Linked DNA regions of Homo sapiens: region 2 is linked to region 1. The links are chromatin loops, found by intact Hi-C in ENCODE. Cell type or tissue: PC-3. All regions are shown on one strand. Each heading gives the region's core, and the rest is flanking DNA. Links, peaks and the distances in the headings are about the cores only. Region 1 overlaps KIZ (kizuna centrosomal protein). Region 2 has its middle 17 kb from the start of LINC00237.

Region 1 (5,391 bases), core at 111-5,110:
TGGGGTGTCATTTTCTGAGGCCCAACGAGGGTAAATGTCTTATTATCATACAACTTTATGCCTTCCCCAAATTTAATACAATTAGGCTCTGTATTTTCAAAAAGTTTTAAAATACTACAAACATATCATAAAGAATTTACTAGACATTATAATCAGTTCTATCATTAAACTCTAGAGGTTAAATGATGATGATGAAAAGGTATCTGGTGTTGTCAAGGTAGAATTATCTTTGTGAGGATTAACGGCTGACGCAGGACCATAAAACAAAACATCAGACTCTGCTGTGTTGTTCCATGTCTGTCTGTCTGTTTCTATCCATATATACACGTGTGTTTAAGAGAGGAGACGAGGAGGCTCAGACTGGGCTGGTGAGGGTTACACTAGGTGAGCGGATTCAGGGAGAAGGGAAACAAGAAGGCATGATGGCACGGTGGATAGGCTTACTGAATTTCGGCTCAGGCAATGCTGAGACCCTGAAATAAGCTGCCATGTCACTTCTCTAGGATAAGTGAGTCTCCACAGAGGCCAATTTAGTCTGATGAATGGGAATGGGTCTAGTACAGAGTTATCCTCCACTGAGGGGGCACTCAGATGAGTAGGGCAGGTCCCATCCTGGGTTCTGACTTTGCTCGGGGTCTACTTCCATGATAACAGTGAAATGCCTGGCTTATGAATATCATGCCTCCTGCTCCCTGAGCATGGTAGACACCAAATATAGGATGGCTGAAAGGATTGGGCTGGTTTGCTGTTGAACCCTTAGAGGATCAATATAGGTTGAGTATCCTTTATCTGAAATGGTTGGGAATTTGGATTTTGAATTTTTTCAGATTTTGAATTGTGTTTTTTTTTAATTTTTATTTTTTGATTTTGGAATATAAGTATCCCAAATCTGAAATGCTCCAATAAACATTCATCATGTTGGCACTCAAAAAGTTTCAGATTTTGGAGCATTTCGGACTTTGGATTTGGGGATTTGGGATGCTCAACCTGCCCTGTATTAAACTGAAGATGCTGAATCAATTTATTATTCAAGTGCTTGTTTGTCTAAGAAGCTGCTAAGAGGAAGCCAAAGACAAAAAGAAGAAATAAGAAAAATGAAAGTGGACAAGAACAAGTATTATGAATGGATAAATGGATTAAGTGTGGAAGAAGGGAAGGCGGGATGTAAGCAAGAAAACAACAAAAGCTAACTGGCTCTCCTAGGACAGCCTGTTAGATTTGAGTTTGTTTTCTTTACTGTAGTGATTCTCAGATATATTTTAGTAGAATTATTCTACATTTGAGTAAAGTGGTCTTTTCTAAGTTCTTAGGAAAATTACTCTTTATAATTTTGAGAACCTTCCCAAAATTGGTTTACTAAAGCTTTGGCATCTGCTATCTAGTTTGCCTACTAGAAGATAATAAAATGAATGAGAGTACCGAATGAAAAATAATGGAAAGTATGGAAGTAGCTGGGAACCAGATGCAATGACCTCTTTTGTCAGTGTCAGAGTTTAGGGGATGTCAGACAAGTCCCAATTCCGGGTAAGTGGACTTTTCGAAACGGAAGAAACGGATTCCAAGTGTACTCATGATTACAGATGCCAGTCATGCTCCTAAAACAACCATGCCCAGTCCAGTCCATCACATGGACATCATATGTCCATGTGATGTGTGACACAGCTGATCAGTAAGGATAATCAGTCTCATGACCAGAAATTCTTTTAGGGATTTGGCTATCCTGGAAAGCAGTGCTTTTCAACGTTTAAGGTGGCAGAACACCTGAAATTCACAAAAATTTTTGCCATGAAGTATTGATATATTCCATTTATCACATAAATTAGAACATTTTTTACTAGTAAACAATAAATATATGTACACAATATAAAAATCAAACCATTAACACATACGTCCATGATTTAAGAATCTGTCGAGATCAGCAACTTCCATACTTTCCATTATTTTTCATTTGGTACTCTCATTCATTTTATTATCTTCTAGTAGGCAAACTATATAGCAGGTGCCCAAGTTTTAGTAAACCAATTTTGAGACGGTTCTCAAAATTCAAAGATTAATTTTCCTATGAACTTAGAATGTAGAATAATTCCAGCAGGGCATGGTGGCACACGTCTGTAGTCCCAGTTACTCGGGAGGCTGAGGCAGGAGAACTGCTTGAACCTGGGAGGTTGAGGCTGTGGTGAGCCAGGATGGCGTCACTGCACTCCAGCCTGGGCAACAGAGCAAGACTCTGTTTAAAAAAAAAAAAAAAAGTAGGGTTGGGCGTGGTGGCTCACGCTTGTAATCCCAGCACTTTGGGAGGCTAAGGTGGGTGGATCACTTGAGGCCAGGAGTTCGAGACCCTGTTGGGCAACAATGGTAAAACCCTGTCTCTACTAAAAGTACAAAAATTAGCCGGGTGTGGTGGTGGCTGCCTGTAATCCCAGCTACTCGGGAGGCTGAGGCAGGAGAATCGCTTGAACCCAGGAGGCAGAGGTTACAGTGAGCCGCGATCATGCCACTGCATTCCAGCCTGGGTGACAGAGTGAGAATCCGTCTCAAAAAAAAAAAAAAAAAAAAGGTAGAATAATTTTACTAAAATATATCTGAGAATCACTACAGTAAAGAAAACAAATTTGAAACTAGTACTGTTTTCAGATTTAAAAACACATTTCCAGTCCATCAAAATAACAAGCAAATCAAAATGAATTTACACTGACAAAGGAAAACCGTCAGAAAAAAAGTGAGAAAAATAGTTGAAAGCCATAAAAGATAGGGGACTCAGAACTATTCCTCACATCTCTCTTGTAGGTTAAGGTAATATTCTAAAGCTTCCAACCCAAATTCAAAATAGATTCAGTATAAAAGTACAGAAAGCACGTGCACGTGCATACACACACGTACACACAGACACACACACACACAATTATTTTTTTCCTTTCCTTGAGACAGGGTCTTGCTCTGTTGCCTGGGCTGGAATGCAGTGATGCAATCATAGCTCACTGTATTTCCCAACTCCTGGGCTCAAGCAAGCCTCCCACCTCAGTTTCCTGAGTAGCTAGGATTACAGGTGTGTACCATCATGCCTGACTAACTTATTTTTATTTTTATAGAGCCAAGGTCTTGCTATGTTGCTCAGGCTGGTCTCAATCTCCTGGCCTCAAGTAATCCTCCCACCTCGGCCTCCCAAAGTGCTGGGATAAAAGGCATGCCACGACACGAGGCCCCAGGAAACATTAAAGTCTTATTTCCTGCTTAACTTTCAAGTTTTAGGGTGTCTCATTCACCTGGCCTACCTGCAGACACTTTTCCCTCACTGAAGGGAAGCTTTCCCACTCAGTTATCAAGCTTGAAGGTTCTTTGTCAAATCCCACCTTAAAACAAACTTGGTTTTTCCAAAAGTCTGTCACTAGAAGCTCAACTGCTATTCTTCAAAGGTGAGAACTATAAGTTAAAGATAATTAAAGGGAAAGTATGCCACATAGAACTAAAGAAGGAAGAATGAAATGGGCAACAACAGGCAGTAATGAAGTCAGGGGACCGGGCGTGGTGGCTCACGCCTGTAATCCCAGCCCTTTGGGAGGCCGAGCAGGTGGATCGCCTGAGGTCAGGAGTTCGAGACCAGCCTGGCTAACACAGTGAAACCCCGTCTCTACTAAAAATACAAAAAATTAGCTGGGTGTGGTGGTGGGCACCTGTAATCCCAGCTCTACTTGGGAGGCTGAGGCAGGAGAATCACTTGTACCCAGGAGGCAGAGGTTGCAGTGATCTGAGATCGCACCATTGCACTCTAGCCTGGGCAACAACAGCGAGACTCTGACTCAAAAAAAAAAAAAAAAAAGATGTCAGGGATGCAGAGAAGGAAAGTGTTGGGTCTGCCACCTGGCAACCATTAACAGAACCCAGTTTTATTCTGACGAACCACTACTCCCCTATCCTAACCCATACAGCTTGAGTGAAGCATGAGATCCAGGTAAAAGCCAATGGACTCTGCCCTTGCTTCAGTGATTGTGTAGGGGATGGGCATATGATGTGGTCAGAGCCAATGACAGCCTCTGATTCAGCATGCCAGGGAAAAATTCTCCAGCTGCAGGGCCTAAGAACTGAGTTGATCCAGACGGAGTAGATCAGAGGGAAACAGAGAAGTCAGAGCCCACTGGTACCATCTGAGGCTTGGGCAAAGCCAGCCTGAAGACTGTCTACCACTGGGCTGCATTGACATATGCAGTGAATGAGTCCTACTGCATAAAAAGAGAAAATACACTTTAAAAAGGGTTAAAAGGGACAAAAAAAAATCCTGTAATTTACTGTTTCTGTATCAGTTTTATTTTTATTGTAAGCATGCTAATTCTTTGATTATAAAATGTAAAATATTTTGCATGGCCTGAAAAATATTTAGCACATATGTAAAAAGAAATGGTCATTAAAAGCATTCCCATTATGGGAAGATTTCCAAGGCCATCCGTGAAAGCCGTGAAGCTAGCCACACAGCCAAAGGCGCCCTTGCCTCTAAACAGCAAGCACCACAGAGCTGCGGTCCATGGTTTTTAAGCTTTGGAATTCAAGAGATTCTTTTTTTAACTGCTCTACTGAGATATGACTCACATGTCATAAAATTCACTAACTTAAAATGTACACGTCAATGGTTTTTATTAGTATACTCAGAGTTGTGCAACCATCACACAATCGAATTTTAGAACATTTCTGAAAGATGGTCTTAATTTTTTTTCTGATTATGAAAGCAATACCTATTCATCACAAACAACTTGCCTGTTGCATTCCCATTTTAACCCACCAGTCACAGGACAAACACCTTGCTGGGGTAGAGTTGTCTCCAGATTCAGTCCCTTTGGCTGTTCTCTGCATCTACTAACCTTTCTTTGGACCAAATTTAGCAATCGTGCAGTTGCCTACTCAGTGTCCATCTCCCTTCTTCCTTTTCATGGGACCCCAATTTTGTTTAGTAATCAACCTCTCCCTTGTATAACTCATGGGGCAATAACCCCTTGCCTCATTCCAGAGTAGACTGTGATTAATCTAAGCCAGGAGTGACCAAATCCAGCCACAGCCTGCTGTTGTATAGCTCTTGAGCACATATTTAAAGAGATAAAGAGCAGAGAGAGGGAGGGGAGAGGAGAAAAGAAGTCTAAAATATTTACTATTTGGTCTTTTTTTTTTTTTTTTTTTGGTGGGGGGACAGTCTCATTCCGTTGCCCAGGCTGGAGTGCAGTGGCACAATCTCGGCTCACTGCAACCTCTGCCTCCCGGGTTCAAGTGATTCTCATGCCTCAGCCTCCCGAGTAGCTGAGATTACAGATGCACACCAACACGCCCAGCTAATTATTGGTATTTTTAGTAGAGATAGGGTTTCGCCATGTTGCCTAGGTTGGTCTTGAACTCCTGAACTCAGGCAAT
Region 2 (5,391 bases), core at 179-5,178, 96 kb after region 1:
ACAGGAAATGTAAATGAAATGGACCCCTTTTTAGTATTTGGTTGAGACGGTCCTAATGTTTGGTGGAGTCGTTAAACCTTCTCCAAGCAATATTCACAAAAATTAATAGAAGTTGTCAATTCTCAGCATCATTAAATTTATGTCAGTAGTCACCATTGGAGGGAAATGGAAGTCACATTTGCATTGCAGAGTGGCGTCAGTAAGAAACTAAGGCTGTGGCTCCACTTTTCAGGGATGGGAGGGTTTGCACAATCTCTTTACTAAGTTTTTAATCAAGTTGCTAGTCCACTCTTTCTTTTATGGAGCCATAGAAGTGTCTGTAATGAAAGATTAAAATGGTCCTGTGCAGTGGTTTGCAGTAGCTATGCCCAAATAAAATATGACGGCTCTCTCGTCGGGCCTATATGTAAGCAGAGGGAGCTGCTAACAAGCTGCATTATGCTCTCTGTTGTGCATACTGATTGCAAATTGTGTGGGTTACCCTGGATGCCATAAAAAAAGGTGTGTGTGTGTGAGTGTGAGTGAGAATTTCTTTCCCCCAAATGATTATGCACCTCATGAATAGCAAGCAATGGAGCATCGATGCTCAGATTTCCTGTAGCAGAGGTAACACACACACACACACACACACACGCACACACACACACGCACATTTACACACTGACAGGCTAATGGCTACTTTCCCAAAGAGTGGTTAGAAAGAAGTAGTAAATGGGACTGTGTTGATGCCAGGAGAAGACCCGGGCAAAGATCAAGATACCCAGCAACATATCGGATAACACATAATTGGCGGGTCACAGCCAAATGAGTGTAGTCATGCATCTCCGGGCAGGCCTTTGCTGGCGATAAAGACACTTGTAAACAATTCAGTCCCAGAACATGGCAATAATATGTTGATCCGGCGTGTAATGAGGTGTTCCTGGAATCAATAAGCAGTCATGGAGAGCAGGGAGCAAGGGCAGCGGCTGTCTTTTTGATGACCTTTCCTCACCACCAAGGACCTCATCTCCCCTGAAGAGGACTTTTCTCATTTTGCAGCAAGCTCCGAGTGTCAGAACTTCCATCCGCAGCCGGCAAATGAACAGCCAGGCCCTGCATGCTAATGAAGTCCAAGCTATTTTGCACCTTTTCATCCGCACATTATGCTCTTGACTCTGGAGAAGGTGGGAATTAGGCCGGACCCCGGTGTCAGACTGCCTGATGGCTCGGCTCCGGAAAACTGGTAATTGAAGCTGATGACTGATGCGAGGGAGGCCTGAATTTGGAAATAAACAGTTTCAAGCACTGCATGTCATTTCTAGAGAAGACTGCTGAGAGAATGGAAATGAGCTTCGTTTCTTGAATCTAATGCAGTTTCTCAGCAGGAAAAACACCGTCTTTTAGACAACAATGCCAGTCATTAAGATTTAAATGTTCTGGCGATAATAGAAGAACTGGCCTTCCTGTTCACAAACAGCACTTATGTAAATGTCTTTCAACACCCAGATCTTCATTTAATCCACGCCCAAGAAGATAACTGTGTCGGAAAGCGGAACCAAATGCAATTCGGAGTCTATAAATATCGTTCATAAGAAGAGAGAGGAAAACAGTAAAATTGTTTGCCAACATATCACATAGCATTGCCTGTCAGCGCAGGAGAAAACAGCAGCTCTCTGCTGAAACAATGGAAAGACATTCAGACGTCTACATAAAAACACACTGAAGCTGCACTTTGACTGATTATTTTTGTATTGCTGTATTTCATTACAAATAATATGCTACCCTTTTAATGTGGAAATGGCATAAATATTTCCTACCTTATATGCGGAACCCATATTTGGACAGTGAATCCTCATGTTTAATGTTGCAGGAGAAGCCCAAATCTAGACGCCTTCGCTTGTAATCTTTTCAAATAAGCTATTTTATCGAGTATTTAATTTTCTCTTAACATCACTAGGTTGTCACAAAACCACAGACTAAACATTGCAAATTGTTTTAGTCCCATCTCCCCAGTCGGCTGAGATTAATTGGACATTGTTTGCTGTATGCAAAAAGAATGACTCATAACCCAAACATAGGCTTTTGCGTTTTAAGAGGCTTTAAAAATCATTTTTACTAGACATCCCTCCAGCCCAATTCTTCCTGTGCAGGTAAAACACCTTCAGGGAGAGAATTACGAGCCCAGCGAAGAGAAGAAAGAGGCCACTGTTATTTATCATGGCAGGCCCGGGGTGATTCATGAATAACCATCGGTTTGCTTTTTTCTCGTTTCCCTTCCCTACCAGAAGTGAGGTTTTGATATTTCAAGCCTTTTTCAATTTAATGGTGACATACAGGATTCTCACAGGCAGTCTCTGGTTTGTTAGAGACATCAAGGATATCAGCACAACTTGAGAGAAACCGAAGGGTGTTATTGTCACTTCAGTTTAAAGGTAGCAAACCTATCTTGCAAAGGATCAACACTGAATTATTTCAACCTTTCAAAAATATAGATAAATAATACATTTCTAATAGCATACTTGTGGATACTAGATACATCAATGAATATTCAGCAATCCTTTGCATGAAATATATGAAACTCAATGAGAAAAAGGTTAAATCTTACACACATGCACACACATACACGGGCACACCTACTCCTCACTGTGACAATGTTGCTCCATTCTGACATTATTCCTGTGTCTCATGGGGTCTCCTATTACTTAATGGCTAAAAAAGAGGAAGAAAATTGGGGTCGCTACAATCTGATAATAATAACCACAGGGTTCTCTGTGCATGGGTTACACATACACTAGGAATGCAGTATTCGTATAGTGATTCCTTCCAGGTTCAGAGCACCGAACATGTTGATTTTTTTTTTGGAAAAGCTTTTATGTATATTTCATCATTGGACTCTCATCACAAGCCCATGGCTCAAAGATCTATTTTATTAACATTGTAAGAAAAGGGAAACAGATAGAAACTGTTATTTTTCTAAGGTCAATAGCAAATACAACAGTGAGGCCAGAATCAGAACTTTCTGTTTGTAATCATTTGACATGTTGTTCTTTTCTATAAATCCACATTTCCCTGTGTAGATACTATCAATAAAGAAAGTTATGCTGTGTTAGGCTATTTCTACTTTTATCTTTCACAAGCACTACCTTTTCTATTGCTGTTATGAGGTTGAAATTATTCCTACTTCCAAGACTTGCAACTCCAATTGTCCTGAGAAAGAATAGCTGGAGCAAGATTTCTCCAGTCTTTATTGGCCACAGATGGTGACTTCTGTAGTAATAGTATAGCGTTTGTGTGGAGAGTGTTACCTGGATGAGAAGGAATGACTCAGCATAGCTTTGGTTCAAATCCTGGCTCCATCACTGTATCAGTAATAACAGAAATGCAGAGTGGGTTTGCTCACGTAACCAGAATTCTAGACGTAGGTAGACTAGGGTGGAGGAGAACAGGCCCCATGATGCTATCAATGTCCCGGGTTCTTTTTATCTTTCTACGCCACCTTTATTCACGGTCCTATAGTGACTGCGGCAGTTTCAGTCATCTCATCTGAAGGAGGAAGGAGGAGGAAGGGAAAGGCAAAAGAACTACTCCTACTTTCAAGGAGCCTTTTGGGAAACAGCTCCACCCTCAACTTGCAGCTGTAATGCATTGGTAACAATGTAATCACATGACCATTTCTACCTACAGGGAAGGCTGGGAGGTATGAATTTGAAGCTGGACACGTTGCTGCTCCCCTTAAAGTTTGGATTATTTTACTAAAGAAGAAGAGAACAGGTACTGTGTAATTAATTGGCAGGAGGAGTTTGCTGCCATAAACACTTGATGTGTGAATCCACGCTAGTTCCCTAGCTTCTAAGCCTCAGTTTACTCATCTGTCACCTGGGAAAAAATATTTGCTCGTTCCTCACTATTATATCAGGAATGAATTGTGAAGATAAAATGAAATAGTTCACGTAAAGTGCCCATTATAGTTCTGGGCACATAAATGTTAAGAAATGGTAATTTAAGAATTAAGGCATGAAAATATGTTCAGCTTTACTAGAGACTGGGGGAATGCAAACTAAAATGCCAACAAGATGTAATTTTTCTTTCCTTTCCAAATGACAAAAATTAAAGTGAACAACAATGTTTCATTTTGGCAAGGTCATGGGGAAATGGCACTTTCATAAGCTACCATTGAGATGTAACTGGGATGATGTTTTTGGAGGGTAAATTTGACAGCAGTCCTTCTTCTTTGTCCTTCCTCAAGCCACTCTAAGTAGATATTTGCACAAATTTATAGAGACCTGTCTGACAATGGTCTCTGAAGCACTGTTTGCAATAAGAGAAAGAAAAAACTGAACCCATTCAAAAGGGGAATGTTTAATTAAACCATGGCACATCCATGCCATGGCTCTCTAGGCAGCAGATTAGAAGAAGGGAGATCTGTTGGCATATAGTGGCAAGGAAAGAAGGAAAAGAAAAATGCCAAGATCCTGTTAAGCGAAAACAAGTTGCAAAATGACATGAAGAGAATGATGTCAAATTTTTAATTCATAATCCATACTGCCCCCAAATAACTTCTTTCTGTCTCTATCTCTATGTCTGTCTCTCTGTCTCTATCTCTGTTTCTGTCTCTCTCTCTACATATATAGTGTGTGGGTGTGGGTGTGTATATATATGTATACTATATATGTACTCTATATACTATATAGAGTACATATATACTATATATGTACTATATATGTACTATAGTACATATAGAGTGTATATATATACTATAGTACATATATACTATATATAGTACATATATAGTGTATATATACTATATATGTACTATATATAGTACATATATACTATATAGTGTATACTATATACATATATAGTGTATACTATACATATATAGTATACACTATATATGTATACTATACATATATATAGTATATGTATATATAGTACATGTATAGTATAGTATATGTATATATATAGTACATGTATAGTATAGTATACTATATATAGTATATATGTATATATAGTATACTACATATGTATATGTAGTATACTATATATAGTATACTATACATATATAGTATACTATATATAGTATACTATATATAGTATACTATATATACATATATATACTAGTGTATACTATATATACACTATATATGTACTATATATATAGTACATATATAGGTATCCATATATAGATATGTATCTATATAGATATGTATCTCTCTCTATATATATAGATACATATCTATACGTATATAGATATAGATACTTGTGATTGTATAGCTAATAGTCTGGAAAGGTATGCACCAAACAAGCCATGATCACCTCTGGGACTTGGAGAAGTGGAATATCAAACGAAGTTCCTTTTGGCCTTGTCTGTAATGATTTACCTAAATGACTTTGTAAATGTACATTTTGATT

What was found. A loop is a pair of places that touch in the nucleus more often than their neighbours do. Peaks named below come from ENCODE experiments on the same cell type or tissue, not always from the same donor. Only the 100,000 strongest peaks of a DNase experiment are listed, where the experiment ranks them.
Region 2: it touches region 1 in a loop (6-fold over the local background); 1 of 110 quality-filtered maps calls a loop at or near these places.

The regions. Positions count from the first base shown.
Region 1 is chr20:21,182,573-21,187,963 of GRCh38, reverse strand. The region is part of intron 6 of KIZ (kizuna centrosomal protein); the gene reads right to left. Among named protein-coding and RNA genes, the nearest start is that of KIZ-AS1, 33 kb to the left of the region's middle. In PC-3, for the core only: no CTCF peak of the experiment used is centred there; DNase peaks (open chromatin) are centred at 2,983, 4,033, 4,543 and 4,993; H3K4me3 peaks cover 428 bases; H3K27ac peaks cover 2,646 bases.
Region 2 is chr20:21,086,303-21,091,693 of GRCh38, reverse strand. It overlaps a transcript of LINC00237 not described here. Among named protein-coding and RNA genes, the nearest start is that of LINC00237, 17 kb to the left of the region's middle. RefSeq lists an enhancer at 1,214-1,765. In PC-3, for the core only: no CTCF peak of the experiment used is centred there; a DNase peak (open chromatin) is centred at 2,093; H3K4me3 peaks cover 1,605 bases; H3K27ac peaks cover 1,209 bases; H3K27me3 peaks cover 2,169 bases.